Linked DNA regions of Mus musculus: region 2 is linked to region 1. The links are chromatin loops, found by intact Hi-C in ENCODE. Cell type or tissue: left cerebral cortex. All regions are shown on one strand. Each heading gives the region's core, and the rest is flanking DNA. Links, peaks and the distances in the headings are about the cores only.

Region 1 (16,573 bases), core at 4,756-12,755:
CTAGGATTTGTAATCTTCTTAGACATTGGGCAATGAGAGAACCTTCCAAAGTCTATTTGCACATGTGTCTAGCTGGATAGAAAAGGATTTTTTTCCAAGAAGACTTGAGGTTCAAAGATGAAGAGTTGTAGTCCAAAGAATTGGTGTGTTTTTAAATAAAATTAGTGGTATCCGAGAGAAATAGCCACTTGGCAACTGTATAAACTGATCCATGAGCTGGAAAAGAAGATATTTTAGTATATGTGATGAGGTCATTTCTTGAAAGTATGAAGGCTCTTTAAGAATAAATGAAGGGCAGTAGAAACAGAAAAAATGTGTCTACATTTTACAGAAAAATAAAGAGAAATGATCAATAACTCAATGGAAATATTCCCAACCTCACTACTGAATAAGATGCCCACTGGGGTGGGGGTGGAGGGGATGACATGCTATTTTATATCACCAAACTGGAAAAAAATAGCTTTAAAGGATCTTATGTTGGCTTAGAGACAGAGCACTGGGAGTTTTCACAAGGTGTTAGAAAGGGAGCAAGTTAGAAAGTAGTTTGCGTAGAAAAGAGCATTGTGGAAAAGATTGTGCCGTCTTTGAAAACAATCTAACAGACAGAAGGGGCTTCAAACATATTTCTTAATTTTCAGGATTAACCCTTAACTAAAAATATCATTACTTAAATCAATCAAATGTTTTTGACAAATTATAATTTGATCTTAATCTTATTATGTGAGTATATATTGTTATATTTTATGAAGCAGATCCCACACAGTTTTCCAAAGTTTCTTTTAAGACTAGTTATACACTCTAAGTGGATGATTACAAATGCATAGCAGCAAGTTGTAAAAGAAAACCTAAAGTCCAATTGGAGTAAACTGTGTAACTAAGCTGATATGCATTTATACAAGCACAGACTCTACAGAGGTGGAAATTGCAAAACAACAGCATTTGCACATAACGTGGACGAATCACAAAAGCAATATGGGGTGTTGAAAGCAAGACAAAGAATGATATTTTTCGCGCGGTATTCAACAAAGAAAGCAAGCAACATATAGTTTAAGCATACCAACTCTTGTGATAAAAATATAAACAGTACAATGGAATAATTAGCAAGACATACAGGACCTTGGGCACCACTGAGCAATGGGGCTATTGGCTGTGAAAAAGCATTAGGGAACCTCTAAAGTATTAGGAATGTTATATTTTGAAAAGTATATTAGTTTAATTTTAATGATTATTTTTCTAATATTTTACACCATATACTCATATAACATATTATGACTAAATTATAATTTATCAAAATCACCTGGTAGATAAATTAATTTTTTTTTAACTAAGGGATTATCCTGAAAATTAGAGGTATGTTTTCATCTTCCCTTGTGTCCACTAGATTTTTGATGATGATGGTACAATATTTTGTACCTTTTGTGTGCTGTGGCCTCGTGATTCTGTATCTCCTCCTGTCAAGAACAGGAATGTATTTCTTGTCCTTTGGATTCGGGATCAACTCTAGACTTGCTTGGGCTACTGAGATGTGGCACTTAGAAACGATACTTTCTTAAGGCTTCTGTTCACATTCTCCAGGAATCCTGAGACCGCCTTCTGATGATAGATCATGTTAGCAAAGCCTACCCATTCCGTTAAACCCCTTACCCACCACTCTGCTGCATATGGCTACACGAGTTAACCTAAAGAGTACCAGAGAAAGAACCAGCCAGGCTCTGAAATCATGACTTATGATAAATCATAAGCAACTAAAATTGTAGATGTTTGTTAAACAAAAGTGGATTATGAATATGGTTCCTTAGCAATTAAAAAATCCCTATAAGTAGACATAAAGGCAGCCCACTCTGAAAAGTGCCCAGTGCCAGACACATTGTGGAGAATCAGCACTGGACAGAGGCATTATAGTCTAGAAAGACCAATGCTAATTACAGTAGCTACGTGGAATTAGTATAGGGTACTGGCCCATTTTTCAAGTGTCGCATGGGAGGCTTTCATTAGATCTTCCAGATGGGGGTGATTGCCCATTACATAGATAGTCTAAGTAGATGTAGCTTCCTATTTTGATTAGAAAAAGCACAAGACTGTGTTGTTTTATATATGTGAGCATCATAAGCAATTTGCATAGCATTCATCTGGCTGGGATTATCCTCTGGTTCTCCTACGCTCTGACACCTCCCACTTCCCTTTAGGATGTGGGCCAGAACTTCAGTGGAGACGGTGAGAAGAAAGACATAGCTACTGGATACATACATACTCTGGAACTAAAGCACAGGCTGAACTGGTATGAAAGGGACAGACTGGGAGATGAGAGAAGTTTTCTCAGCTAGGGGAACTGACTGCTACTGAAAATCAGATATGAGTTTTAAAAAGCCAAAGCAAACAGTGTATCGTGGAAAAGAAAGGGTCTCTGGTGGAATAGCTATGGTGGCTAGTGGTCTGGGCCCTGCTTTGACACTGGGACACCACTCAGACTATCCAGGAGCACAGCGTCACAATCTATGGAGGCCTCCTCCTGCATATCCCTTGATCCCAGTGCAGAGTTGTGTGCTGATAACAAGGATGTCGTTAGAGGAGAGCCCTGGGGATCCACCAGGTTGAGTGTAAACAGAGATACAATATTAGTTATTTTTTCCTCATTGCTGTTGCAAAATATCAGATAAAGGAACACCAGGGAGAACATGCTTGCTGCGCTTCATGCTTTGAGAGGGTTTAATCCCTCCTGTGGGAGGAGGCACGGAAGTTGAAGCAGCCGGAGTATCTGGGAGAAGACATGGGAGTTGAAGCAGCCCGCGTACCTGGTGGCAGAAACTCAGAGTTGCTTGTCACATGGCACCAGCCAGGAAGTAGAAAGAGATTGTGCCAGAACCAGGCAGCCCTGATTATAATCCAGAAGCTCCGCCTCCGAGAAGCCCGCTTCCGCCAGCCAGGCCTGTTTCTGAAGGCGCCACAATTCCTCCATACAGCGCCAAGCCTTATGATCAAACACACCAACCTACAAGAGACCTTTTACATTTGCATAATAACAAATCTATATGTGTCCAGGGTGGGATAGCCAGGTATCTATGCATCTCTAGCTCGGTAGGAAACTTCCCTGAAGTCAGATACAAGGAAGAGTTTCATAAACAGTTGACTTTAGTGATATGGGCAACGCTTAGAGAAAATGGTAAGGAATGAGGCAGAATCCTAGAGCTGTGATAGCAAAGACTTTTTATTGCAGCCAGGCCTGAAGGGGCAAGGCAGGGAAACTACTCACCAGGACTTTAGGAGAAAGATGCGTTTGGCGACAAGAGCTCTGGGGCATGATTTACCCGGACCCTGAAAGCACACAGTCTGCCTTGACCAGGTCTGGCTCACACCAGTGAGCAAAGGAGCCTTTCTAGAACAAACCTCACACACTAGTCCAGAGGAGCACTGAACTGAGTAGAGATGAGAAGAGAGGGATCTGCAGAAGCCAGTAGAAGATGCCAGCGCAGAGTACACTTAAAGGTAATCAGTATGTCTTTGTATCTTCCCCTAACAGGCACTCTTATCTGCGAACCACCTTCCACATGTCAGAGTAGAGAGATGGAATGCAAAGGCTCAGGGATGGGGCCTATGGATGTTTTGTTACTGTTATTGTAAACCATTACTATTTGTTACTATGAGAAAAGGAATGCATATTCATTTAAAATGCAATCATCTACAAAATGTAAAAAATACGATAACAACAACAAAGAAAACAACAATAGCCATCCTATCACCATAGTAACAGCCAACTGCATTTTTGTGTATCTTCTATGTGGATGTAGAAAGGTGCATATGTGTATTGTGCTATGTATCTGTTTGTTTGCTTTCTTCTTAATTTTATTGTTTTAATTAATTAACTAGCATGTGTGTTTAGTGTGTGTATGTGTGTGTGTGCAACCCTGTATGTTTGTATTTCATGGACACGAACTCACATGTTTAAGCCAAAGGAAGATGTCTTTATCACTCTCTGCTTTATTCCTTTAAGTCAGGGTTTGTCAATTAACTGTGAACTCTGTTTAGGCTGAACTGGCTGGACAGTTAACTCCTGGGATCCACTGTGTCTGACCCTTGGGGCTGGGGCTACAGTGGTGCACAGCCATGGCAGATTTCTCATTGGATGGTGCAGCTCTGACCTCAGGTCCTCATGCTGCACCTCGATTGCTCTTACCCACTGAACTCTCTCTCCAGCATTTCAGAATAACTTTTTAAAAAACTGAACAAGCTAGTGTTCATCTTTCACTTGTGCGCATATGTCAAAAGCATTGTGTGTGTCCTGTTTTATCTTCATAGCCTTCAGAAAACGAAGTAAGAAGCTGTGGCTGTCACTTCTTTAACAGTAGATACTAATATGGCAGGATGAATCTGACTAGTTGGTGAATGTTGCTGTGACCAGATACCTGACCAAAACCAGTGTGAGGGAAAGGGGGTTATTTTAGCATCTGGTTTTGGGAAGACACAGTCCATCCTGGAAGAGAAGGCTTGGCAATGAGAGTGGCTTCGTGGTGCAAACCAGGAAGAAGAGCAGGGACTGAACGCTGATGGTCAGTGAGCCTCCTCTTTCCCCGGTTATTCAGTCAGGAACCCGGGCACATGAGATGGTGACACAGACAGTCTGCAAAGTTCTTGGCCATCTCTGGAATTTCCCTCAAGTTACATCCTGAGTTTCCATAATGAGTTAAAACACAATGAAGTCGACAATGAAGGTTAACTGTCACATACAGAGTGTCCTGAAGGGCACCTATAAAACATTTCTAGAAGCAGAGAAATCACTTCTGAGAGTTTCTTTCCAAAAGAGTTTTTAACGTATAGTCACATACAACTTAATTATTAAATAATTCACTCTTATAATAGTCATTTCTAATTTAGTCATTTCAAAATTCCAGTAGATCACAAGGACAGTTTACACTTGCCATCATCTCTCATTCCCTTCATAAATATTGTGCAAAAAATATTGCTACCCTACTCCAAATTCCTGGGAGAAATAATCCCCTTATCACATATGCATACACAGCTGTGATGAAAATCTTGATCATGAAATTCTGTGTATGTATTTGTATAATTTCCCGAGGGTTCAGTCTTGGGAGGTTGGTTACCTAGCAGGAAAGGATTGGCAACATTCAAAGTCTTGATAAATATTGTCAACTCACTCTCCAGGACATTTGAAGAATGCACAATGTTTTGTATTATAAATCAAGAAAACATTCTAGTATCTTTGGTACGGGAAGGGACTCTGAAGGCTGCCAAAAGAGAAACATATGCACTAACCCTGCCACAAAATCTTTGATCTACAATCTGCTTTGCCTAAATATATATATATGCCAGGACAATGGTCGCATAAAGCTTATGGGAGTAACCAACTAATGTCTGATTTGACTTAAAGCCTATTCCTCACAATAGAATCCATACTTGATACTGCTTGAGTAACCAAGAACCAGAGGTTAGATATCCCAAGGCCTAGGATAAAACCATATACTACTGGTATAAACACTCACAGGCACACACACACACACACACACACACACACAGAATCAATGAAATGAAAAGCAACAATGAAAATGAATCCTAATGATATTCTACTGTATACAACAGATCAGTGCTTTACTCAGTCAGCCTCAGAGAAATGTCGTCCTATAGCAGATAGGAACAAATATAAAGGCCCATAGCCAGGCATTACACAGAGAGACCTTGTTACAGCAACTCTAAATGAGAGGTGTCCATCAAATCCCTTCCCTCAGAACTCAGGGAACCCCACAGAAGAGCAGGCATCAGGAGTTGCGGGGAGACAGGGACACTAGGAGAATAAAGTCCTCTAAATCAACTGAACAAACAAGATCATATGAACTCACAGGGACTGAAGCAGGGCTGACACGGGTCTGCACCAGGTTCTTTGTGTATATATCACAGCTTTCAGTTTAGGACTTTTATGGGACTCCTGAGTGGTGAGTGAGTTGGTCTCTGATCCTTGTACCTTCTCTTGGCGCTCTTTTGCTTTTGTTGATTTGCTTTGTCCAACTTCGATATGAGAGTTTTTGTTTTAGCTTATCATATATGATTATGTTTTGTTGTTACCTCTTAGAAGCCTGTTCTTTTCTAATGAGAGACAGAAGGGGAGTGGATCCAGATGAGAAGGGGGGGTGGGGAGGAGCTGGGAGTAGAGGCAGGAGAAACTGTAATCAGAATATATTGTATGAGAAAATAATCTATTCTTAATAAAGGAAAATTTTTCTCTTGGAAAAAAAGGAACATTTATGTCTTCTTCCTTGGAGGCAGGAAATATGCCAACTGATGTCATGTCTGATTTTAAAAATAAAAAGTTCAAATGCAAAATATATATATATAAATAAACCAAGAAAACAACTGACAACTATTAGCTAGGATATGGGGGTGGGGGTAAGAAACCCCCATTCACTTGGTGGGATTGTAAACGTGTGCAGCCACTATGGAAATCAGCAAGGAGATTTCTCAAAAGACTAATAATCCACTTAGCATATGACCCAACTGTATCACTCACTGGCATATACACAAAGGATTCTACTTAGTACTATAGAGATACCTGCTCAGCTGTGTTCGTTGCCTCTCTGCTCACAATAGCTAAGAAATGAAAAGAGCCTAGGCGTCCTTCAGCAGATAATGGATCGTGAAAGTGTGGTACATGTCCACTGTAATTCTATTCAGATGTAAAGAAAAATAAAACCAAAATTGCAGGTAACTGGACATAACCAGAAAAATACTATATTGAGTGAAGTAACTCAGACCCAGAAAGACTAATGTCACATCGTCTCTCTTATTTGTGGATCCTAGATCTGAATCTTTTGATTGCTATATGTTATCTGGAATAAATACAGAATCCACAAAAATGGACCCTGAGGGAATGGAAAGAAAGGGTTTTAAGGGGGGCATGGGAGGATTCAGATGCCTTGAGGTGAGGAAACAGAGAAACATGGAGGGGTGATGTGAATTGGCTGGGGAGCATAACAGAGAGGGAAATGGAGAAAGGAGAAATAAATAACACTAAAGACATTTCAAAAAGCCATAGGGAAATATTATTTTATAAGCTTATTTTAAAATATATGTAATTAATTAATTTCTGCAGATATTCATTTTTTAAAAATAACATGCACAGTATTATCTACTAGTGGGTTTATGGCACAGGGGTGGTAAGGCTAACAAAAATCCCAGTTCTGGGCGAAGAGATCTTCCCTTTGTGTTACTGGCCAGAGGATCTAAGAGACTCTCAAATTAATGTTAAGAGACTCTTAACATTCTCCTTGGCTGACTCTCGGGACCTGAAGGTAACACTCTATTGCTGAAGACACCGTAAACTTTGGACACAGGACGTGGAGGAAATGAGCAGGAACTGACCTGAAGCCTCCTCCCTGAGAACTAGCACTCATGGTATCTGAGAATGCTTTGCAAGCTGGCAAAGGAGAAAGGCAGTCAACAATCCTCTTGCATCTGTAAAGACGGGAGTGCAATAGTGACACCCATATCCTGGGGGTAACCAACAGCCATCTAATTGAATAGGAAGGGATTCATGCCTGGTAATGTATTCAATGCCTGGCTATAAACCTAGCCAGCTATTCATGTCTGGAGAGGTCACAGACCCCAGAGGAGAGTCTGTTACTGCCATTTCCCCCAAGTATAGTTTCTAATGTAGCCTTGTCCACCCCCCCCAACCCAATGCTGTTTCTAATTGTGCTATAAATACTTAACCTTACACCTACAGACAAGTGAACTCTCAATTGTCATCAAAGCAAGTAGATGGAGGCTATTATAGAACCCACTACTAGTTAAAATGCAAAGAATAAGTGCTCTGGAGCATTCAGCTCCAATGGATACATCTATAATGCCACTCCTACACCTAAGGCTCAGGAGACATTACAGAAGAGAGAGCTGAAAGATGTTAAAAGCCAGAGGTCCAGGATACCTGTTATGAGATAGAGTCTTCTAGACATCACAGGAAATCAGCATCCATGTTATTTTAAGAATATGTTTGCCCAAATAAGACCTGCATAATGACTACGCTGGCTAGTTTTATGTCGAGCTGACAGAAACTAGAGGAATTTTAGACAGAATATCAGTTGAGAAAATGCTCCCACCAGATTGGCCTGTGGCCATGCTCATGGTGCATTGTCTTGATTAATGATTGCTGTGGAAGGGTCCAGTTCACTGTGGGAGGTGACACTCCAAGAGGTGGCCCTGGATGGTATGAGACAGCCATGGGTAACAAGTCAGTAAGAAGCACTTCACCATGGCCTCTACACCAGTCCCTTTATCCAATGTGTGTGTGTGTGTGTGTGTGTGTGTGTGTGTGTACATATGGATCTATAGAACAACAATTATATAAGAAAAGGTCATGAACTTAAGAGGGAGTGGCAAGAGATGTGGGAGGGGAACTTGAAGAGGGAGAGGGAGTGATGGAATTTATGGAAACCCTATTCACTTATGAAATTCTCAAAAATATAAACAAGCAAGCAAATATCTTACTGATACCTTTTCCATATTCATTGTGGGTAAAAAAAAGTTCATTTATTTTGGGGATCAGTGTTATTCTGACTTTAAAAAGTGGTAATGAAACCTTTCAAAGGGGGTTCAGATTGGCTGAGTGCTTCCCCATTTAGATCAATTATGCTTTAAAAATTATTAATGGAACCCAAGTTGTTTTTTCTCCCTCTCAACACTAAGCAAAACCTGCTTGGCTCCACATCGCAGCCTCCCAACTTCTTGCCATAGGTGGGGAGGGTCTTTATTTCTTATTACATTTTACTTATTAAATGCGCATGCATGTGTGTGTGTGTGTGTGTGTGTGTGTGTGTGTGTGTGTGTGTGTGTGTAGGTTGGGGAACAATCTGTAGAAACTAGTTTTCTCCTTTCACCATATGAGCTCCAGGGGTTGAACTCAGATGTCAGGCTTAGGAGTAATTGCCTTTACCTGTGGAGCCATCTCATAAGCCCTTAAGAAGGTATTTTTGTGGCCCTGAAGCCACAATGAAGAGAATCACCCAGTAATAACAACCGTTTGCATTTTGCTGCAAACCCAGTATTATTCTATGAATATTCATGCGTATGCAAAAATGTGTATGTGTGCTCGTGTTCTCTATAGGCTATTTCAAAAATAACTGAACAATTTACTTTGCAACTTCTGTTGGTGAACATATGTCTCACAAGTGGAGAAGCTGCAGTGAGCAGGCAAGCAGGTTTTGCTGAGTGTAGAGAGGGAGAGAGAAGATGGTAGGAGACTGGCCTCCAGGTTCCCGCATTTACTCTTGGCTTCCTCTACCAGGGATGGAAATACCGAAGAGGCCGGCTACTTCCTCTTACAGTGCTTAGCACTGTAGCAACACTTACCCAGGATATTTTTGGCCTTTCTTTTAAAATTATAACTGAAGTGAGAAAATGATGAATTATTAGAGAGGGAACAATATTCTTCTGGGGTTGTGGTTGACGACCCGAACAGACTACTCACTTATGGCCAATGTCAAGCGAAGGAAAAGGTTCTCTGAATGCTGCATCGGGGTTTTCAAACTTCAGCCCACAGATTGCAAACTAAAGATAGGTCTTATATTTTTAAATAGTTGAAAAAGATAAAAAGAAGAATATTTCGAGTGTGTGTGACAGTTTTATAACATTCAAATTTCAGTGCCCATAAATAAAATAGTTGGGCAGTTGAGTAACTGTGATATAGACTGGATGTCCCATAAGTCTAAAATATTTACAGGCTAGTCCTTTATAGAAAAAGTTCAGTTCTTCCTGAGAGCGAAAAGAAGCTCCCATTTCTTGAACATGCACTGTGGACCTGTGTCCTATGACATAGTGGCCGAATCATTTATCTGTATGAATAAAAGCTGAGGTTTTAAACATTTAAGTTTTCTATGCCTGGTGAAATGGTGGGACTGAGTTTCAAAGTCAGGTGTCTGACTGGTAAGAGGGGTCAGTGGGCATCCATCCTTTCAGGCTTCCCTGTCTTTTCTGAGTCACTCATGCCAACTCTGCTTCTGATGGCAATCAGGATACTGGATAGAAACTATCGGGTATGGTGCCTCATTGATCAGGGATTTAATCAACACTAGCTAATAATATTATGAAAATATAGTGGCTACAAATGATGAAGTATTTTATTTTGCTCTCTCTAGACCCATATTTAGATACATCTTCTGTGATTTAATGAATATCTATTGCAGACACAGGACTGTGACTGTAAGTCTTCGAATAAACAATGTCCATCATTTTCCATATGGTAATACATCCACTCTCCTTTTAGAGTAGCTGTGCTTCTTGATTTCACTGTGGCTCTAATTTCTCCCAACGCTTGCTTCTTCCCTCCACCTCACTTCCTGGACCCACCTGCATTTGTGATACCTCTGTACAACTGGAAGGGCTTTCTGTCCCAGGAACAATGGAGGCATTCTTACCATCAGGTGTGACGTGGCGATGCTCCTGTGTGAGGAGCAATTTAATGACACCATTAAGCTTTGACACTTAGGTGTCTTTTAGGAGCCATCATGCCTTGCAAACTGTTTTCTGTAATCAGACTCTCAAAGGTGGAAGATACATTAGAAACCATTTATGACAATCTCGTGACTCTTGGTAGAAGCTCATCTGGACTGCTCTTGACAGGTACCCAGCATCCCTCTGATATGTCTAGCCAGAGTGACTCACTTTTCTCTGGAGGCAACATCCTTCCTGTGAGAAAGCTATCAGAAAGATCTGGCTTATTCTGAATTGAGTTCGCTACTCTGTTGCATCCTTTAAAAGATTAATTATCACACAAAATAATGAGTCTCATTATGATATGTTCATGAATGTTGTTGTTCATGTTGGTCCCCTGTTGGCTCCATTCCCCTCTTGCTGTCTGCTTCCTGCTACCAGAGAGTTCCCTTCTGTTTTCGTGTTATAAACACATGTAAATACATTTAAATTTATCACATTTATATGTATGTAAGTATATATATTTAGATCTAGGTTCCACGTGAGAGAGAGTCTGTGATATTTTGTCTTCCTTTCTCATCCTAGGCTCCTTTTTCCTTTTATGCCTGTGATGTTTTTCTTCCTTGGTCTGGCCTCCTTCACTCATTACAATAATTTCTAATTGAACCCATTTTTCTACATATGTCATGATTACATTTTTCTTTAAGGCTTAAGAAAATTCCATTGTAATGCACACACCATTCTATCCATGCATCTGTTGATGGGCACCTATCTTGGCCACTGCCACAGTGAACATGGGTGTGCAGGTATCTCTGTGGTGTGTTGGCTTAGATTGCTACAGCCAGATATTAGGGTAGTTCTACTTTAATATTCAGAGGGATCTCCACACTGGTTTCCAGTGTAGCTGCATACATTTTCTTCCTCCCAGAAAAGTATTAGGGTTTGGAGCTGATGTTTGACAATAACTTTGGAATGTGTTAGCCCCAAGTTTGACATTAGCAAGTAAATTGACCTCTAGAGCCACCTGCCACAAGGTTCACTGCCATACATAGATCTCTCAGTCTCCGGTGAACAACTTGACATCCACAGTCTCATCTTTTCAGCAAGGTGCTTGCTGCTCAGTGGTGTGTGAGAGCACAGAGACAGGTCACCTGCACACATTCAGCACTGTGTTACTCCCCACATTCCCAACACACTTGAGAAATAGCCCCAGCTAGAACATCAGATACTCACAGTGAACACACGAACGGGGGTGTGTGCATGTTACACAATGAGAAACAGTGAAAATTGAAAAGCATCAAAATGTAAATAAAAAATGAAATTCTGAGCCTGCAGGATGCCTTAGCTTGTAAAGTTGTTACTCAGTCCTGTACTTGCGGAAAGGAAGAAAACCCAACTGACCCCTCACGCCTTTGTCATGGTATGTGAATGCCTCTCAACACAAAATAAAATAAATAAACGATGAAATTAAGGAAGAAAAATCAATGGAGAGAGTTAAATATATAGAAAAGTACAAAACTAGCACTTTCACTACTAATGAGCTGAAAAATGTTACGATTTTTTTTAAAGAAGAGGAAATATATGTGTAGCAGAGGACTGCCTTGAATGACCTCAGTGGGAGAGGATGTCCTTACTCCCGTGGAAGCTTGATGCCCCAGGGAAGAAAGATGCTGGTGGGTGTGAGGTGAGGGTGGGTGGGGGAGCACTCTCTCAGTGGTAAGGGAGTGGTGGGATGAGATGAAGAACTTAGAAGAGGGGACCAGGAAGGGGATCAATTTTTAGAATGTAAATAAATAAAATAACTTAATAAAGATTTTAAAAGAGGGCAAAAGAAGAAGAAGGAGAAGGAAGAGGAAGAGAAGGAGGAGAGGAAATATCTAAAAGTAAATTTGAACAGCAATTCCTAATAAAACACAATTGAGAATTTAAAGTATAAATAAATGGTCAGATACTAATTCAATTACTCATGACTTCAGGTTTTAAATGTAGCATAGGTAGTATTCACTGACACTTGGTTATAGGGTGATTTTTCTGCTGAAATTATGTTTTAACCTCTCACTTGGTCTCCTTTTTAGTTTCCTGGCATTTCCACCACACCACTCCCCTGTAGATATGACTATTTAAAAAATGAGCTATGATGAGGATATGAGAGAGAACATGAGGTACTTGTCTTGTGGAGGCAAGGTTACCTGGTTTATAATTTTCTGATTCCATTCATTTTTTTATGGATAAATAAAAGTTCACTGGGTAGAAGCAGCATGCTTTCATTATTCATTCATCCAATGATGGACATCTAGGCTGATTCCATTTCCTTTCTATGGGGAATAATGCAGCAATAAATGTTGATGAGCAAGTATCTCCACAGTAGGACACAGAGTCCCTTGGGTATATTCCCAGGAGTGCCATAGCTGGGTCATGTTAAAGTGCTGTTTTTAGCTTTTTGAGAAATCTCCACACTGATTTCCACAGTGGCTGTACCAGTTTACAGTTCCCACCAACAGTGAACAAGTGTTCTTCTCTCTCCACACCCTCTCCAGCATTTGGTGTGGGTTGTTTCATTGATGTTAGCTATTCCGACTCAGGTGGAAGGTCACAGTAGCTTGAATTGCATTTGCCTGATGACTATGGATGCTCAACACTCTGAAAATATTTCTTGGCCATTTGCCTTTCATCCCTTAAGAACTGTCTGTGTTTCGCTCCTTGGCCCATTTTTAATTAGATGGTTTGCTTTCTCTGTTGAGTTCTTTGTATATTCTAGATACCAAACCTATGCCAGAGAGGTAGCTAGCAAAGATTTCTCTCTTTTCTGTAGGCTTTCCCTTCACTTGGTTAACTGCTTCCTTCTCTGTAAGAAGCTTCTTAATGTCCTGAGGTCTCATTTGTCAATCATTGGCATTGTTTCTGGAGTCACTGGAGTCATGTTCAAATAATCCTTATTATGGGGGCTGGAGAGATGGCTCAGTGGTTAAGAGCACTGACTGCTCGTCCAGAGGTCCAGAGTTCAACTCTCAGCATCCACATGGTGGCTCACAACCATCTGTAATGGGATCCAATGCCCACTTCTGGTGTGTCTGAAGACAGTTACAGAGTACTCATATCCATTTAATTAATTAATTAATTAATTAATTAAAAAATCCTTATTATGCCTAAACCCTGATGTTTCCCCTCCCCCTCCCGCAGTATCTCAGTTTCCTTACTGGATGGCACTCATGTCTCTAATTTCCTTCTCTGTGTTGCTGGATCTCCTTCTGGGTTCTCCATTGTCTTCTTACTTTATCTGCTTTGTTTCCTCTTTGAAGGCATTGATAACATTTAGAAGTAGACTCTAGAATTAATATTTGGCCAGAATTACAACAGTTTTGGTGTCACTGGATTTGGTAGTTGTGAACTTAAAATCTCTTGGTTTTTCACGTTTCTTCTGTTTTGGTGTTGTGATGGGTACATCAGACTATATCTTCCATTTTTATTTGAGGATATTCTTTTAATTTTATTTCTTTGTTTTTATATCCTGCTTACTGGCCCCTCCCGGTCACCCCCTGCCACATTCCTTCCTCCCCCCCCCTTCCCCTTCTCCTCTGAACTGGTGGGGGCCCTCTGGATATCCCTTCTACCCTGGCACTTCAAGTCTCTGTGAGGCTAGGCGCTTCTTGAGGGTATTTTTAGTGAGCACCCTGCTCTTGAGGGCTCAATCACTAGTACTTCTCAGACAGAAGAAAATACACCACTATGAAGTAACCAATACAAAACCAAACAGGATCTAGAAACGGGCTTAAAATGGGTTACAGCTTACACATCCATCATTAATGGCCATAGGAGAGAAACTGCTAAAAATCATGCAGAGTGTGCTGTGAAGAATCCTGTGAAGCAAACATAGCATTAGCACATGAATAAAATAAAGGAAACTGGCCAGGTGAGGAGAGGGGGAAAAAGAGGAGATTAAAGAAATGAAGGTAAGGAAAGAAAGGAAGATGTAGAGGAGTAGACAACAAGACAGGCAGTGGTGGCCAGCTTTAATTCCAGCACTCAGGAGGCAGAAGCAGGAGGATCTATGCGAGTTCCAGAACAGCCAGGGAGGGCTACACCGGGAAACCCTGTCTCAGAAAACAAACAGACAAACAAACAAACAAACAAAGAGTGGACAAGTAGACCACAGTGTCTTGCGGTGGGAGAGGAAATAACAAATAGACTTTAAGGAACGATTTAATTTTTATTTATTTATTTATTTATTTGATCTGAAGTTTCTCTTTTATTAGATATTTTCTTTGTTTACATTTCAAATGCTATCCCGAAAGTTCCCTATACCCTCCCCCCCAACCCCCGTTCTGCTCCCCTACCCACCCACTCCCACTTCTTGGCCCTGGCATTCCTCTGTACTGGGGCATATAAAGTTTGCAAGACCAAGGGGGATGAACCATCTAGAGACTACCCCACCTGGGGATCCATCCCATAATCAGCCACCAAACGCAGACACTATTGCATATGCCAGCAAGATTTTGTTGAAAGGACCCTGATATAGCTGTCTCGAGTGAGGCTCGGCCAGTGCCTGGCAAATACAGAAGTGGATGCTCACAGTCATCTATAGGATGGAGCACAGGGCCCCCAATGTAGGAGCTAGAGAAAGTACCCAAGGAGCCGAAGGGGTCTGCAACCCTATAGGTAGAACAACAATATGAACTAACCAGTACCCCCAGAGCTCATGTATCTAGCTGCATATGTAGCAGAAGATGGCCTAGTCGGCCATAATTGGGAAGAGAGGCTCCTTGGTCTTGCAAACTTTATATGCCCTAGTACGATTTATTTCTTTAATTATGTGTGTGTGGTAGAAAATGTGTACATGAGTTCAGGTTTCCATGAGTAAATAGAGACATGGGTGCTGGGAAATGAACTCCGGTCCTCTGCAAGAACTCTATGTATTCTTACCTGCTAAGCCATTTATCCAGCTCCAAGACTTTTTTTTCTTAAGAGAGAAAAGAGGTTGACCAATAACGAAAAGCAAATTCATGAACAAAATTACATAAACCTAAATAAAGAGAGAATAAAATATTTTTTTAAAAGAACCAGGCATGGTGGTGCATGCCTGCAACCCCACTGATTGGTATGCAGAGGCAGGAGAATTAGGAGTTCAAGGCCAGCCTTGACTGCTCAGAAATTTGAAGACAAGTCCGTTCTACATTAAACCCTGCGTCCTTTCCCTCTTCCAAAAAAAATTATAACATATTTTTTAAGAGTCAGAATACTACTATACGTATAAAAGGAAAAATAGAAAAGGAAAGAAAATTTGACACCCACTCCCCCAAACCAAGGAATCCAAATTCCAAGGTCCTAGATCAGCTGTTTTATAAGTCTCCAGATTGAAGCCTTCTAAACCAAGTGGACGTGGAAGGGGAGCAGCGGAGGTGAGGAAGGGCAGTTGAGCTTGTAGACTCTTGCCTTTCCTATGAGTTAGGTTGCTGCTGAGCCTGTCTTGGATAACTGCCCAATGTCCTTCAGAGCTGTCTTCATTTAAGAGTCTTCCTTCTTTGTATAACAGGAACCTCTGTTAGCTTTGCAATCCAGAGTTTCACACCCTTCCCCAACTCCCTAATGTGTTCACTGTGGGTTTCTTAGGTTCTAGTTGGGGGTGTTGGGAGTATGGAAAGTAAATAATGCTGGGTCTGTACAGGAGATCTGACTGTGTGCTTCCACAGTCCAGTGAGCAGCAGGCACCTTGTTAAAAGGATGGGACTGTGGATGCTAAGTTGTCCCCTGGAGCCTGAGAGTTCTGTGACCAGCTGTGAACCTCATGGAGAGGTGGCTCTGGAGGTCGATCAATGACCTTCCCACAGTACACTTCATTGCTTAAGCCAAGTTTTCATCTGACTGACCTTTTTGGCTTGTTGGTCTTCTTCCCCTTCTCTCGTTGTTACTGATTTCTGTGGCAGTCTGAGGTGATTTGAGTGAGAATGGCCTCAATAGACTCATGATTTGAATATTTGATGCCCAGTTGGTGGAACTGTTGGTGAAGGATTAGGAGGTGTGGCGTTGTTGGAGGAGATGTATCATGGGGGTGGGCTCTGAGGTCTCAAAAGTCTCCCACCATCCCCAGTACTCTCTCTGCCTCATGCTTTGGGTCAAGTTGGGAGCTCTCAGCTGTTCCTGTCAC
Region 2 (16,573 bases), core at 3,775-11,774, 100 kb after region 1:
GAAGGCTCGAATGAACAGCAAGAAGCAATGGTTCACCTTCAGGATGCCACAGTTCGCCAGATATTTATCATCTTCTCAGCAACTGCAGAAGCTAGGAAAAGATAACACACCTGTCTAGGCTGCACAGTTAATGATTGACAAAGCAACAACCCAACCTCTTATCTGTTTTACTTCCAAGCCTAGGCTCTAAACAACACTGATACCTAGCTCTTGAAAGCATTACTTTCATAGTGAGATAAATACAGTTCAGTGAAGGGCACACACCCAAGAGTATCATATCAGCAGCTGGGTTAAAAGGTAAAAAGAGGGGACACAATGTTGAGTGGAGGGGGGGATCTGGGGCAAGGTGAGGGAGGGGTAAATATGACCTAAATATAGTGTATGAAAGTAAAATATAAACATTGTTGGACTGTAAGGATTAAAGGGTATTCAGAGAAACTAAATTTGCTTCTTGGGTTGTCTTACAACTTTAATTCCAGAAGATCCTACATTCTGGCAAAGAACAGAGGATTGTGGCACACAAAACAAAAACAAAAACAAAAATCAATCAAACAAACAAAAAACCTACTGGCAACCATGCCACAAAAACCATTTACATTTGGATCAGCTGGGCTCCAGCTAATCAGACAATGAACCAAGCACTTAGCTTAGTTGTGACTATGCCTACCCTTTTCTCCCTGAGAGATACATCCTAGAAAGAAAAGTACCCAGAGGGAGGCAAGCACTTAATAAACCATCCACTGGATGTACCTTTAAGGCACCCCAAACCTACTCTCATGCTCCTGCCTTCATTAGTCTCCCAAATTAGAAACCTGGGTGTTATCATCCATTTACTCTCGGTGTTGGACTGGAATCCCATCTTGATTTCCACTGCTGGTCTTATTGGTCCCCTGGTCTTAGTTTGAGGGAGGAAGAAGTAGGCATTCATGCCATCAAAAGTCCAGAAGGCATGAGCACATTGGGAAAGAGAACTTTTTTAGACGAAAGTGCATACATACTTAATTTGGGTGTGGTTTAGACAAAGAAAGCAGGATGAATATGGTGGGGCCACAGAACAGGGAGGAAGACAAGGTCAGAGAAGAAACAGGGCTAAAAGGGACCATGGAAGGTCTGCTAGGTAGCTAATATTTTATGCCAAGGGCAGTTGAGGTTCTTTAGGAGTTTTAGATAGGGGCATATGACAAAGTCTGAGTCCATTTTGGGAAGATCCCCTATGGCTATGATGGTGAATCCTGGCGTGAAAGAATGGAAGCATGCTGGGTGATCAGGTGCTTTCATTTCTAAGGAAGAAAATGGTGACAATGGTGTAGATGGTTGTGATGATGGAGAGAGACAAGAAGGGAGACTTTGAATAGCCCGTAGGTAGAGTCTACAGGACCCAAGTTTTCTAGCATCTTCTGATAGTACCTAGGCCAGCTCAAGGAAATTGAGTTTCAGAGAGTGATGCCAAGTCAGGACTCGTGGACAGAGAACTGCCAGTCTGATGCAGGCTCTTGCATCATGTCAGATTTGACTACTTTCTATATTTTTCACGTGTGTGCCTTTATTTCTCATTTTCTGACAGCGGAGGAGTTGCCTCATAAACAGATGCCTGACTTCCATTTTACAAAGGCTTTTGGCAAGCTGTGTGGAGGAGGACATGGTTCTCCTGACTCAGGATCAATCCACTCCAGGCACAGAGAGGGACATCCTAAACACTTCTCAGATTAATTAAAGCCGAAGATGGAAGAACTCCAACTGATATAAAGCAAAATCCCATTGAGAGTCAGGCTCTGAAAGGAAGTTTAGAATCATACTTAAGAGAAGGGGAAATTACTGGAGGAGATTCTCTTTAGTTCTTTGCAGCCCTTGTTGGGCCTCAAGCACAAAGCATTTGAACACTCCTCTGAGCTCTAAACTTAGGGAGAGAGTGCCATGGTAGCTAAATGCCCACATGCCATGCAAGGGCAACAGAGAGCAGGGCAATTGGGGTGTCAGACAGCCCCTAGGAACCCTCTCTTTCCATTTCTGTCACCAGAAAGGTAAAATGTCTGAGCTTTCTTTTTAGGGGCTGGTCTTATTCAGAGGAAGGTACTGTGACTGCTTAGGTAAAAGCAAATCAAGGGACTCTGCCTTAGCTTTAGGCTAACATGAAGGAAAGCAAGAGACTGAGTGTATGTGTTATTTGACCCATTTCACTAAGGCAAGGGAGCCGGAAAGATTAAGCCCTTGACCAGTTATGTATGATAACTGAGGTCTGCCTCAGAGTCTGGAGACTGTGCATTGACCTCAGCCACCTCTTACGTTATCTCATTCAGGAGCCAAGCCTGACAGAGAGCAACTGTCGGATGTGCAGATTCAGTCCAGGTAAGGGAACCCTTCCCATCTGCTACGGTTGGCAGGATCCAGCCTAGCCATCTGGAAAACTCTAATACAACAAAGATGCCACTTGGTTTTGTGGAGCATGCCAAACACCTGTGTCTGCTTTTAACCATGAAGTTATTGAAAATCAGCCTGAGATGGTACTGATGACAGATGAGTTTGAAATCCATCCCGGTCCTCCACAGTCACCCCTTCTTGAGGGATGCGCAATGTTGGAAAGAGCATCCTTGGGTCTGTTCTGTTGACTGAGCTCTTGGCTTTGCTCTTCGTCCATCACGCTCCCTCTGTGTGGCTTCTGACACCTCACTGCTGTAAATAGTTTTTTGTTTTTGTTTTTTTAAATTTCTCAAGCAGATTTACCACTGGTTCTCAGTGTTGCTGAACTATTCCTTTATTGTCCATTGAGTCCAATAATCCTTCTGCTTCTTTGGAACGCCATCGCAGGACTCTGGATGGAAAGAGCTGATTAAGCCAAACCATGGGCTAATTTAAATGGTCTATGTGCTAATTTGTCTATTTTCCAAATGGACAGATCTATGAATCCACTGGATGTTGTAAAGGACACAGCTCAGCATCTGAAGTCTTATGTGCTTGTATCCCATTGTCCTCATCATAGTTTGTAACTGTAATTGCTTAGTAAATGAATGATTTCTATTTAATTTTCTATTAGATGATTAGGAGAACAAGGGCTGCGTCTATTAGCATCTCAGCACAGTGATAATCTCCAGGGAGACGGGTGGCCCATACTCCTGGGTGGGGGGGGGGGGAGGATTAATGAATGAGGAAAAATGAATGAAAGTGAAACCAACCCCAAAAGAAACAAAATGAAAAATTAAAAGAGCGGCAAACTCCACACATGATATTGTCAGAAATCTAGTACTGCATACAAATTTTTTTTTTAATTCAAAAAAAGAAGAGATTTCATTGGGGCTGGCAGGTAGGGTCTCAAGGAAGCAAGCCCAGATGGCTAAACACCCTGTATTGACAGAGCATCACTCATCAGATGAAGAAATCCACTCAGCAGCATCCTTCCCCACCTCCTTGCCCTGTTTTGGGAAGGTGAACAGTTTGGAAGCAGAACCCCCAGCGAGAGCCCCGAATTTGCTGCTCTTCATGAATCTTTTTTACCACCCACCCTTCTCATGTTCATTTTTCTCTCACACAGATCTCTCTCTCCCGATTGCCCCCTGTTCAAGATTCCTGGGTGAAGAATGCACCACCGTTGGGATGCTGTCTGTAAAGCTGGCTGTTTTTGCATAAGACTCAGCCTGGGCTCAAGGCAGCCCTTCCTCTGCTTGCATTTCTCTGAAAATGAATTCTGCTAGGTAGGAGTGCAGGGTACTCAAATAGTAGGCACTCAGAATCTCCTGCTGTGATTGCTTCTTGCTTCTTCCTTCATAGATCATTAAAATGCCGCCGAACCATAGCTGTCCGGAAAGGACAGCTTAAAAAGAGAAAAGTAAAATATTTATAAATAATTAAAATGTAAACCAGTGACCCAGGACTAGGAATATGCACATGCATTAATAGTGTTAGCGAGGTAATGAATTCTAAGTGGCACTAGCCTGTAATTCCATAGAATAGACGACTTCTTCAAGAGGGTGATTTACCTTGAAAGCATAGCTCAGGTGCCTTTTTTGATATGGTTTTGCTGTTGCTATGGAAATTGTCTCTGTAGGAATGTGCACAAATGTAGGCTAGATTGCTAGTGGCATGGGTAAGGAGGTGTGGGCTGGGGGCAGGCATGTTGACACTTGCCAGTCTCCAGCTTTGGTCGGAAGGAGACTGGCACAGAGTGGAGCGTAGGCGGTGGGTAGGTCCCACCTTGGATATCTGGGGAATGAGAGACCCCAGGACTTAGTTCTGCACTCTGCTGTTTGAGTGACCTATTATGGTTGCTATCTCAGTTTTCTCATTAAGAATTCTCTCACTGTCGGTGTCATCGAGTCTAGTTGGACAAAGAGTCTAACAGTTACTGCAGAATGTAACCCCCGCCCCCCCCCCCACAATGAGAAAAATGTATTGAAGTAATTCTGTAGACCTTTCATGATTCCCTGCCCTCTAACAGACACACACACACACACACACACACACACACACACACACACACACACGGGACTTAAGCTATTTTCTGGGTGAGAACCATTGTTTCCTACCCATAAACTCCTGACTTCCATCACAGTCCTGGATTAACAGCTGTGGTTCCACACACCCAGAAGAAGGAACAGGTCATCTTTTGTAGCTTCACAGGGAGAAATTGAAATTGTGTTGAGTCCTGGACCAAGAGGTAGGCTAGGTTCACTCTCTAGGGAATCGAGTAGCTTTTACATGGCATTCTTCCAGGCTATACTTTACAAATGTGTGCTTCAGGCAAAAAAAGTAACTGAGCTCCCATAGTGAACTCAAGGTGAGTGTATCACTCACTGCTTCCTGCTAGAAGGACTCTAAAGGTGGGGATGTACTGAAAAGATGGTAACTTTGCAGACTCACTGTGACAGGACGGAGGACAGGTATAGAACTTGAATAGGGAAAATGTCTTGCTCAGACCCATCACAGCTATGAGTGATATGCCCTGGAAGCCGGCTGGTTTAGAAACCACTGCCCTTGCAGAGAGGCACTGATCTTATAGGGATAATCTTTCTATGTACCGTGCAAAGGTTGTTTTTGTATTGTTCAAATACTCAGTTTCTTAGAGACAGTCTGGTGAGTCCACCCAGGTGGTGTGTCTGAGTTTGATTTTCTAATGTAGTCATAGTCCAACTGTAGACATTTGCATTCACCCTTTAGGTTACAGTTTAAGGAAGCAGTGTCTTGATGAACCCAGCGTGTCAATAATTAGGATTTCTATTACTGTGAAGAGACATCATGACCACAGCAACTCTTGCATGGGAAAATACATTTTGTGAGGCTTACAGTTCAGAGATTCAGTCCATTGTCATCATGGCAGGAAGCATGGTAGTGTACAGCTAGAGATGCTGCTAGAGAAGTAGCTGAGACTGTACCATCCAGGTCGGCAGGCAGCAGGAAGAGAGAGGGAGAGACACTGGTCCTGGCTTCGGCTTCTGAAACCTTAAAGCCCGCTCCTAGTGACACACTTCCTCCAACAAGGCCACATGTCCTAATCCTTTCAAATAGTGTCACTACCTACTAGCCTATGGAAGCCATTTGCATTCAAACTATCACACAGTCCAGTAAAGCACTGTTGAGTAGGATAGATGCTATACTAAACCTTACAACAGTAAATGAACTAAGTTTGAGGACCCGGGGCAAGAACAACAGGTACCAAGGCTCCCTAAGAGTGAAGAGTCATGGTGTTGGTACTTAGGGTAGTCAGCTCTTCTTCTCATGCTCCACTTACTGTGTAATATTTCCACTCTCTCTGTGGAACAGTTTAATTGGATTGACAAGGGACTCCCTTGGAGCTGGCCAATCATAAAGTGACTGTCTCCTCTTTCCCGTGAGGATGCACACACATCTGGATAATGCATCACTGGCTACCTGCAAGTTCATGTTAGGAGACTGAAAAGGGCAGTCTGTATTTAGGTTCCATGCTGCTACTGCCCTGGGGGGAGGGCATCAACTCCATGATGGCATCGTTTTGAGATTGACCAGTAGGATTGTACCTTGAGTATTGAAAAAGTGAGAGTGCATATACCTGAGCTAATGTAGCAGCTACATATCCCAGCCTGACTTGGCTTTGTTGAATGTAACCCCTAAGGAGAGTCTAAGTGGTGCTAAGTTTGTAGTTTTCCCTATGGATAGAGTTTTCAGGTGCTAAAGAGGACTGAGTGATTGGAAAAGGACAGAGAGAGGGTCCTGGAAAACTGTTTTAGAGTTTACCTTTTCCTGTCCCTAGGTTGAGATTAGCATTTACCTTGTAAGTTATTGGTATCGGACATTTTATAGGAAGTTACATTTCAAGGATCCAATTAAGTGCATGTTCCTTCTGGTTTCTTCTGGTTCCTTCCGACTCTCTCCTTATCTCTAATGAGGCATGAACTAGCAGCCTTCTAGCCTTCTTCTATGGGAAAATAAAGTGACATAGCAGACCCAGCTGCCATTGCTACTTAAGAATGGGATTTGGTTCGTCTTTTTCTGTTTTTCTGTTTCTACTTTTACTGAAGTTCCTTATTCTTGGACACATTCTTATTTGGGAGAATATATATATATATATATATATATATGTATGTATATATCCTCTTAGGGATATATGTCAACACGTCAACTCCTTTGTCATCGGAATTTAAAAAGCTGAAGCAAGGACTTGCATTCTGGAATGGAGGCCACGTGAGCAGTCAGGGCAGGCAGCCAGAACCTTGGGCTGGCTGCAGAGAATGAAAGCAGAGCTGTGGTGGAGAGCATTTAAATCCCCTTTGCAGTCTGATCTCCTCCCCCACCTTTCCCAGCCCCCGTGGCCCACTGGAACAAAGATGGTGTCATATTTCCTGGGCACACAGCCTGCCACCACTCTTTTCCCCCCAGTCCCTTTTTTTTTTTTTTTAAAGGTTTTTTTTCTCCTTGAGAACAGTGTTAGGTTCACAAAAAAGTTATGAAGAAAGCACAAAGATTTCTTTCCCAAATAGCCCCCAGTGTTGTCTATTGCGCTGCCTCCCCAACTGTCGGTCTCTCCTCTACTGACTCAAGATCACCTGTGCTTCATGTAGCTTTGTGTGTTTTGAAGAAGATACAGCAACATATAGGTACCTATATCATCCTATAGAATACTTTTCCTCCCTAACTCCCCTCACCCTCTGCGCTGTGGTGAGCCACCTCCCCTCCCCTTCCCCTCTTGACCCCTGCAGCAACTGTCTTCTGTTTCCATATATTTATCCTCCTGGGAACCATTCAGTGTGAAGCCTCAGACTGGCCTTTCACTTCATTACACATATATTTCCTTTACATCTAACTCATAGCTCAATGGGTCACTTCTGGCCACTATACTTCTAGCTTAAGTATCATGCCAATACTTCCCGCCTCCCCACCTCCTTCCATAATGTGTGCATTCTAGAATCATTTCCTTGCCATCAACTTCCTGTCTTGGTGACAGAAAATCAGATTACATGCCAACATCTAAATACCTCTCTCCCCATTGGCGTCCTGGTATCCAGCATCCCGCTTGGGCTTCCAGAGTTCCTGTTGGAAAACAAAATGCATGGTAGTGGTCACCTTGTGATGTACATTTTAAAATTTCTTTCTAAGTAGACATTATTAATAAATCCAGTGCATCAGGTCATGAATATAAGCTTACTAAGTGTATTTGCCTTTACTTGGGGTTCCTCTTCTATATTAACAGTGGTAGTTAAAGCTAAGAAGCTATTCATATCTGAGATTTTTGCATCAGGAAAAGTTCAGAAGCTGTTCTCAGAAGCCCACGTTGCAGAACAGTTAGCAGCAGCGTGTGAAGAAGCTATTTCATTTCCATGGCAGCCAGAGTCCAGACGCTCGAGCTTCATAGATTAAAATCAATGCCTGAATCGCATTCAGAAAGCCTGAATTGCCTGTCAGGCGTCAGGACCAGCCACAGAACGTGATAAATGAGGCCAGGGCGTGTGTGCTGCATTAGGACAGACTTTGGTTTCTTTTTGAAAGCAAATTCCAAATGGAATGAATTACTGGGAAACAGCAAATGAATGTCACAAACTTGAGATGCAGCAGTTATAATTTACTAATTACTCAGAAATGATGAACACAGTCAGGGTGTGAAAGAATGTGTCTGGGGGAGCAAGGGTGGATTGCAGATGAAATGAAAGGAAGTCTTCGTGAAAGGCTCCTGATGGCCATCCTGAGCCAGTCAGGTGGGTTTGAGAGACATATTTACCTGGTGTGGTTCCCACTTCGATCCCTACTGGTCTGCATCATCAATCATAATCAGCATTAAATCAGTATGTAAACACCTTGGCTAGAATACAGGCACACAAGAGACACTCAGTGACCACGTCTACCTCTTCCTACCTCCCATTCAATTTCTTCGCTTATTTAGTGCCCAGTTGCTCAGTGATGCAGGGTGAGAAGGCGGCTCACTGCCTCCGGTGGCAGCTCAACGTTTAAAGACAGTGAAATGAAGAGGAAGTCCTGAGCATTGTTCTTCAAGCCATTCACAGAGATGCTTTCGTGAACTCTGGTTTTGCTACAAAATTGCTAAATGCTATAACTGTGATGTTGCCCTCTGCCTGTTAGTGCAGAGGTGTCAGATGGTGCAGCAACCACCCCAGGTCTCATTCTCCAGTATCTTTGCCTCTGATGGAGAGGTACTAATGCACTTCCCAGTGTCTACTGGGAGCTTGACAGTTCAGACATAACCAGGTGTTCCTAACAGGGACTTCAACTCCTAGTGGACAAGATGAAGTCTCCTTGGGGTCTCCACTCTGCCACTGGGCTTAAGAAGGATAACATCTGAGGAAGAATTGTGTAGTGACTGGGCAAGAGCCTGAAAGGAACTCTGGATACTTGGATGTATATCTTGGCATGCCCTACAACCAGTTGTTTAAGAGATCAGACCCATCATTTTCTGAATGTCTAAGACGTTGTGTTGGAAAGAGCTCAGCACTCCGTATATCCACCCTCTGTCTTTTCTGTGGTATACTTGATGTTTATCTGTGACTATGGTGGCTCTGAAGGAGGACCACATCACTCTCTCTTCCTTGACCCACTGCTGTGTGGTGAGGTTTCTGGCAAAGATGTGGAAGGGCAAAACCATGTGTACAGCCTCTTGTATGTGTCTTTGGAAAGGACCGTGTGTATGACCTCTGCTCTTCTTCCTGATCATGTTATGTGTCTGCGATGGTTGGAACTGGTCCCATTAGTCTTGGAAAGTGATGTGAACATCTCCATAGACAGAATCTTGGTCCCTGTAGCCTCAAGGAGCCATGCAAATCCTAGTCTCTCTAGATTTCTTTATAAAGCAAGGGGAGCTATCACTGTTAGTCTTGATTTTATTTTATTTTATTTTATTTTATTTTATTTTATTTTATTTTATTTTATTTTATTTTATTTTTTGGTAACTAAAAACTGGAACTGAGTCTTAACCAAAAGAAGGCAAGTTCTGAGGGATTCTGTACCTTACAGAGCCTTACAGATTGATGGCAGAGGGACTGGAGATTGCTCAGAGCAGCCCTTGTTGGCTCACAAGCACCTGTAACTCTAGCTCTATGGGATCCAATACTCTCTTTTGGTCTCTGTGGGAATCTGCAATAATGTGTCCATACACTCACAGACACACATGGCTATGCATACATAAAAATAAATAGATCTTAGAGAAAAGATTTACAACACACTCTCACCCAGGACGAGCTTTAAAAGGTCCTCTGGGAAGAAGTAGAATACGTCATGCAAACATCTTCCCAAGGCTGATATTCCGTAGGCTTTGCAGCTCTATGGGTCCTCCAGGAGCCTGTTAGAAATATGGACTCTGACGACTCAGGTCTGCTGAGTCACAAGTTGTATTTTAAGCAAGGTCCCAAATGACTGGCTTGCACTTGAGTTTGGGGAGCACTGCCTGAGCCAACAGTAGTGTCCTGTGGTCCCAGACCCTGGGACACTTATGCTAGCTAGCAGAGGCTCTGCCTAGAGGCTGTGGAGCAAAGGAACTCAGTACAGCCCCAGGATGGTTGTAATCGCCTCAGCTGTTAGGCTGCCGCTGTGGACCTAGGCTTCCTTCCTCAGCTTCAGTTTCAAACACCAAGTTCTTTCCAGAGCCCTATTTTTTATTTTTTTTATTTTTTTATTTTTTTGTATCACTGGCTGAGCCAAGCACGTGACAGGTTTTCTCTTTCTCTTCTGAGGAGATCTTAGGGTATCCCCACGATGATACAGATTCTGCGCCTTACAAATGCTTCTCTTGGCAGATTATGCCTGGATGTAGCAGAGAGGTCAGAGGGCCTCCTAGGAGACCTACCTGATGGGCTGCAAAACAGCCACAGGTCATTTTCAGTGACGTACAAGCTATACACATAGGCTCCCAAGCTGGCCAATCAGAACATCGCTTGGATTAGGCCATGTTGTCTGTGAAATGGTACTTGACTGAACTAACTCTGTGTGCTTTATGGTTTATCCAGAGATAGAAAGTTAGAGGCTGTGCTGAGTGGTGGTTAAGTATCTTGGTCTCTAGAAATAGATTTTCTGAGTTGCAATTCAAGATTATCACATGCTTGCTGCAAGGTTTCAATCAAGCCTTAATTTTCTCATCTTTAAAAGGAAGACTAGAAAGGTACCTCCTTCCCAGATATGTTATGCCTAAGGAATATATGAAGGTAAGGAGCCTTGTTTTGGGTACATAGGAAGTACTATGCAACTGTAAGAGAAAGTCATATATAGGTATATGCACAAACACATAAGCAACAAATTATTAGTATTATTGATTTATCATAATTTAGGGGGGTTAAAATCCAAATAATGTGGGCAAAGAAATCTAGGCATAGGAAAGGAAATCTAAAAAAAGAAAAAGAAAAGAAAAGAAATCTAAAATTGTATAAGTTATAAGGATTTTCAACCTGCTTCTCCCTATGGTGAACTAACAGTAGTTAATTTCAACCTCTGCTGAGAACCAAAAGGGAAGGTAGCTGGGGTATACAATGATGTAGCAAAGGGGACCCCTGCTCTGTGACTGAGTGGACCCTGAAGACAAAGACTGAAATACTTCATTAAAAGACAAATAAAGAAATTGCCATGCTGTAAAGGCAGACTATAAAAGCAGAAAAGCACACAAAACTACTACTGTGGCTTTGCCAGAAATCACATATGTACTTGAACAATAGTTTCTTTTGATATTCACAACAAGCCTTTACTGGCAATCAGAATCATTTTTACTTAAAAAAATCACTTGATGAAGCTTCAAAGGTATCAAGAGAATTATTAAGATAGTTATCTTTAACTGGGTTCTCATGTCTTACACGGAAAGACCTAGGATTTGAACTCAGGCCCGGCTGTTGCCAGAGTCCTTGCTTTTTCTGTCTCAGCAAAGTCTACTGCAGGGAACAGCACACACTTTATGGAGAATGTGACATTTCTACTTAGCCTTGAAGCATGGGCTTGGAGGCGGATTGAGGACAACAGAGCCGTATTGGTTCAGTGCAGAGGGAGATGAGGGGGTTAGAAAAACCAGAGGACAGTACAGGTTCAGAAAGAGAGGGAGGAGGCAGAGGCAGGCGGATTTCTGAGTTCGAAGCCAGCCTGGTCTACAGAGTGAGTTCCAGGATAGCCAGGACTACACAGAGAAACCCTGTCTCGAAAAACAAAAACAAAAACAAAAACAAAAACAAAAACAAAAACAAAAACAAAAAAACAAACAAAAAGAAAGAAAGAAAGAAAGAAAGAAAGGAAGGAAGGAAGGAAGGAAGGAAGGAAGAAAGAAAGAAAGAAAGAAAGAAAGAAAGAAAGAAAGAGAGTGAAGAGAGAAAGAAAGACAGACGTGTGAAACACACAGATGGGACAATGATGGTATCATATGGTATCCAATAGCGAGTTAGAGTCCAAAGAGAGAATGCTAAGGACTTGGGGTGGCAAGCACACAGACTAAAAGTGCAGTAACCATGACTTGTCTTTACACACAGAACATACTCCACTAATGTCGCTGGCTAGTGGAACTGTGTATTTAGATAACACTGTTTTTGTGACTGTCAAACATACAATTCGGGTCCATATGTGTGCACGTATGCATGTATGTGTAGGCAAGAGGTCATTGTTGAATTTCTTCCCCAAACGCTCTGTCCTACATTTTTTGAGACAAGGTCTTTTGCTGAATATGAAGCTACAATTTGTGCTAGTCTGGCTGTGCAGCAAGCCCTGGGGCTCCTCCTGCCTCCTCTTCTCCCATGCTGGAAACGCAAGCACATGTAGCTGGCCTGGCTTTTATGTGAGGGGTGGAGATGTGGATTCATGTCCTCATGCATGTGTGGTAAGCACTTTATTGGCTGAGGCAGCTCCCCAAAATTTCAATTTTTAATAACATATATGAATGTGTTGCTTCATAGGTTGGGTCATAACAATCTTTACTGTTTAAATTTTCAGATAAAAAGCTCAACCCTCCCCTTCCCACCCCCCCCAAAAAAACCCCAAAAAACAAAAACCAAAACTCAACCAACCATCCAACTAGATACTCCTCTGTACTTCAAAACCTAAGGAGCCTGGCCTTCAAGATGGTGAATTTTCAAATTCCGCAAGTCAGTCCTTTCCCCATGAAATGGGAGCTCCAAGCTGGACACAAAGAGACCAATTCTCCTTCCTCATGAGGTATAAGAGATTGAGAAACTGATCTACCAGACTGGTAGTGGGGCCAATTAAAATTGAAAAAAATTACATTTCTCCTAGAGATTATTAAATAGTGAATTTTCAGTCCAGTTGTGTCCCCCTGCCTCGTTGTCACTTGTGCTGGCAGAGGAAGGACACATCATCTAGACCTTATTCACAGGTCTGCTTTTGACGTGTCTCAAATTTAAATGAATGGAGCCAGTTTCTCTATTTCTGGTGATTTCCCTGTGCACAGCCTTGCTGTCTGCCAGGGCTGCTGGGAAGGGAGAAGCTGGAGGAGTGAGGATGCTTAAATAAAAACAGTTCTATTTTTGGCACACTTTAATGACAATCCTGTCTAAGAAATATTTTTTCCTACAATGCCTTTCCATCCGGTGTCATTGAAAGTGTTTGTAATTCCAGCGAAGGGCTGTGGCACTGGATGCTAATCAATGAACGGCTGGTGTGCTTTTCTATGAATGTGGCTCTTTTTCTTTCTTTCTTTTTTCATTTTTTTTTTTTTTTAATATTTACCAGTGACAAAGATGTGTTCTTCAGCCCAGGCAATGTTACCATTCATGCCTGGCTAATAAAGGAAGAAATGCCTGGGGAAGCTCACCCTGGTGGCAGAGGGGAGGAGGACCTATTTTAGGTCTTTGGGATATTTTATTGTCTTCGGGCCTTCCCTGTGAGTCACAGGATAGAAATTTGAGGCAGAAGTGCATCAGCGTCTGGGCTGAAAACTGTTTGGGCTGCAGTGCTGGAGATGTGTGTATGCATTCCTTGCTTGTAGGTTCTGGCTGCTTCCTGCTCAGTGCGCAGGGATGCAATGCCTGCCTTCTGTTCCTTTAAATTCCTGTAGTTGGACGTTGTCAGGATTTAGGGTGGGGTCAGCCTAGGGTCATTTTTAGCCCCAATAAAGGTCTGTTTTATTAAAAGCCCTCTGGTCCCTTGCCTGTTTACTGCTGCCCCGGGACAACACTTCCTTTATCTCTTTCTGGCTCACTCCCAAAGAAAGCAGGGAGACTCGCTATGGCTTGGAGTCCAGTTTCCATCTCCAGGCTGGGCTTGTGGGGTTTGGTGGCTCAAAATGAGCATGTGCCGGAGCACAGCATGTAGGATTGAATTTCACCCCCACTCCATACTCTTAGTGTTTAGAAAGAAATGATGAAGTTTCCGACTCATTCTGTTGAGCAGTTTCTTCTACGTTGTGGTTTTTTTTTTTTTTAAACGGGGTGCTATATGATGTCGGTCAAACATACTCCCTCCCTTCTGGTGACCACACAACTTGTGTTAGAGCTGACAACCACATCAAACCTTCCTTCCCCATACATCCATTAGCTCGAGTATTTCGTCACAGCAATGACAACCTGACTAACACATTCATGAAAGCTGTATCTTGCTTTTACTTAGAGGCAGTCAATCTGGAAGTTCCCTCTAAGATGTGGGGAATAAAGGCTGTGAACATGGAGAGAGGGTAGCTGGGGACCTGGCAATGGGAGCTGTGATTTTTAGATGAACTCTTACCAACGTTCACACTCGTGAATCTTACCTTGACACTCACTAAGCTAACATGTGAGGTCTACCATAGAGTGGACCATCTTCCACGTGGTCTGTTTGGTAGAGGAGAGAAAGGTAAACGCTGGCTGGAGTGGATGCAAAAGTGGAACTGGAGTGAGGAAGGAGGACATATTGTGGGGTAGAGGGGCGAGTAGATAAGAGCTGGTCAGGCTGGAGATGTGTGTGGGGCGGGGGATCATCTAGGGCTTCTTGTGGTGAAGTCAAGAGGAAGATGACACAGCCGGGAAAGGACAGGAGGGATGGCCCCTATAGGGGATCCCACACATCTTTATCCGTGTAGACGTCTGGCAGGTGAGATCCAGAGTCATGAAAGAGGTGAAGAATTTCCAGTCAAAGCTACGTCTCTTGCTGTAGTTTGTATCTGGAACACCCTCTAATGGTCGCACACTGAAGTCTTTGTTTTCAGCCCTTGACTTTATTTGGGAGACTGTGGAATCTTTAAGAGGAGGGCCTGTTGGGAGGATGTTCGGTCAGTGGGATTGTACCCTTAGAGGGGATCTAGGGTACCGGCCTTGTCATTCTTTCTCTTTGCTCCTCAGCCACAACGAGGGAAGCAAATTCTTCTGGCCCGTGCTCCCACCATGGCGTCTTGCCTTACCAGAGGGCCCAAAGTCTATTGAGCATCCATTAAAATCTCTAAAGCCATGCCCCAAACTAACCTTCTCTCCTTATAATTTGGTTGCCTTGTATATTTTTGCAATAGTATGGTGTGCTAACAATTCCATAGAGGGATTTCTTAGCATAAAAAGGAAGGAAGACCCTATGAGAAGGGTTTATAGAATGTGCATAGTTCTTAACCCAGCTTCCAAGTAAAGCACAAAGGCCTGGTCCTCTCTTTCTTCCCCAACCCTAACAGCCCAGTCTTCACTTAGGAATCCAGGACATTTTCTGGCCTTGGCTTTAGTATAATTTGTTATTGTTCTGGGTCTAGTCTTTCAGTGTAAAATAGACTGAGCACACAGATGCTGCCAGTGTGACTATAATGATATGATTTGTGCTTCATTCTTGTAACCAGCCTCATACTTAGGTTCTGTAGCTTCTAGCTTTCTTCGTCCCTTCTGTTTCTCCTCCAAAGCCTTGAAAATTCCGCACCGATGCATCAGGTATTGGCCTCTCAGCTGTCTGATCTCTAGAGAACCTCTCAAGGCATCCACCGTCTTCCCATCCCTGGAGCCTTTAAACAACAGTTTTCACATTGGCACGGACAGAGAAGTTACCTGGGACACACTGTCTGGTTTTGTCACCAGAGGACAGGGCTTGGGATCTGGATTTTCTAGGGCCTCATGGTGATTCCAATGCACTGCCCAGCAACTGGTGATGTTTAACAGTGAACAGTTCTAACACTCTTCCGCATCTAGCCCTGCCCACTTCAGCTTTCAACAGTCTCAACTCTCTTCTCCCAGCAAAGGGATGGAAGGAAGAGTTTGTCTGCACTAACTTTTGTTTCCAGTTTCTCATTGGATTGTGTCTCTAAATCAGCTTCAAATTGGTAGCGGCCTGGGATGGGGCGTTGCCGCTGACACACAGTTTCTAGATTTTTCTTTAGCTTGCTTTCATGGTATATCTATCACTGAAGTCATCTTGGGCATACAGCATGTGCTGTGTGGAGGGAACACCAGTGCCCTGTGAAAAGCAGACAGTGCAAAACTAGAGCAAGCAGGCAAAGGCATCCCAAAACTTGTCCTGAGAGACCTCCTTCCTCTTGCCCTACATCATCCGCCAACGGAGCCTGTCTGTCCAGCTTCCCCAACCCAAGTCCCCAGCTCACCTGATGTCAGCAGTTGGTGAGTCAAAAGGAGCGAAGAGCCCGACTGAAAAGAGCCCGGTTCCCCATTTGTACAAAGGCCTTGACAACATCTATTGCTTATATCATTTACATTTTAAATGCAAATTTCTTTATTTTTACACTAAGTGGGTGAATTAGCTCTCTAAAAATAAGGCTTCTGAATATAACAAATGTTTTACAGTAGTAATAGTTGAGAACACAGAAAGCGATGATTATTAAACCCATAGCTATGCTCTCCCTCATAGAAAGCTCTTCTGCTTATGCTGTGTGCCCCTCACCACAACCACCCTGAAACCGCTGCTCAATCCTCCACTTCTGGAAGCTAAATTCTTAGTATGATCTACACATCAGACAACCTCACCTGACTCCCTTTTAGAGGGTCTGAAGTGGAATTTAATATTCACTATTTTACTGAAATTATACTTGGCAGACAGGGTATGAGGAGACTCTAGGTCCTGTATCAAATGGCGTCTTGGTTTCATTTTGCTTTTGTGTCTAAAGCATGGATGTTATTATTCTCACAATGCTCTCTGAGCTTCTTGATGCTTGAAACAAGCTGGTTCACCACCGGGCTGGCCATGGAGTCTTTGTCCCAGTCTCCTTTTCCCTTCTCTCACACCA

Evidence for each region. Peaks named below come from ENCODE experiments on the same cell type or tissue, not always from the same donor. Only the 100,000 strongest peaks of a DNase experiment are listed, where the experiment ranks them.
Region 2: a loop joins it to region 1, with 2.2 times the contacts of the local background. A loop is called at or near these places in 2 of 42 quality-filtered maps.

What each region holds. Positions count from the first base shown.
Region 1 is chr19:36,306,865-36,323,437 of GRCm38, reverse strand. No RefSeq gene overlaps it. Among named protein-coding and RNA genes, the nearest start is that of Gm32027, 51 kb to the right of the region's middle. In left cerebral cortex, for the core only: no CTCF peak of the experiment used is centred there; a DNase peak (open chromatin) is centred at 9,180; H3K27ac peaks cover 417 bases.
Region 2 is chr19:36,204,897-36,221,469 of GRCm38, reverse strand. Gm32081 (a long non-coding RNA gene) reads right to left here. Exons shown (of 3, transcript XR_386675.1): 2 at 7,440-7,494; 3 at 1-91. Gm32027 (a long non-coding RNA gene) reads left to right here. Exons shown (of 3, transcript XR_386674.3): 2 at 2,298-2,346; 3 at 3,527-4,633. Among named protein-coding and RNA genes, the nearest start is that of Gm46664, 23 kb to the left of the region's middle. In left cerebral cortex, for the core only: no CTCF peak of the experiment used is centred there; DNase peaks (open chromatin) are centred at 6,699 and 7,791.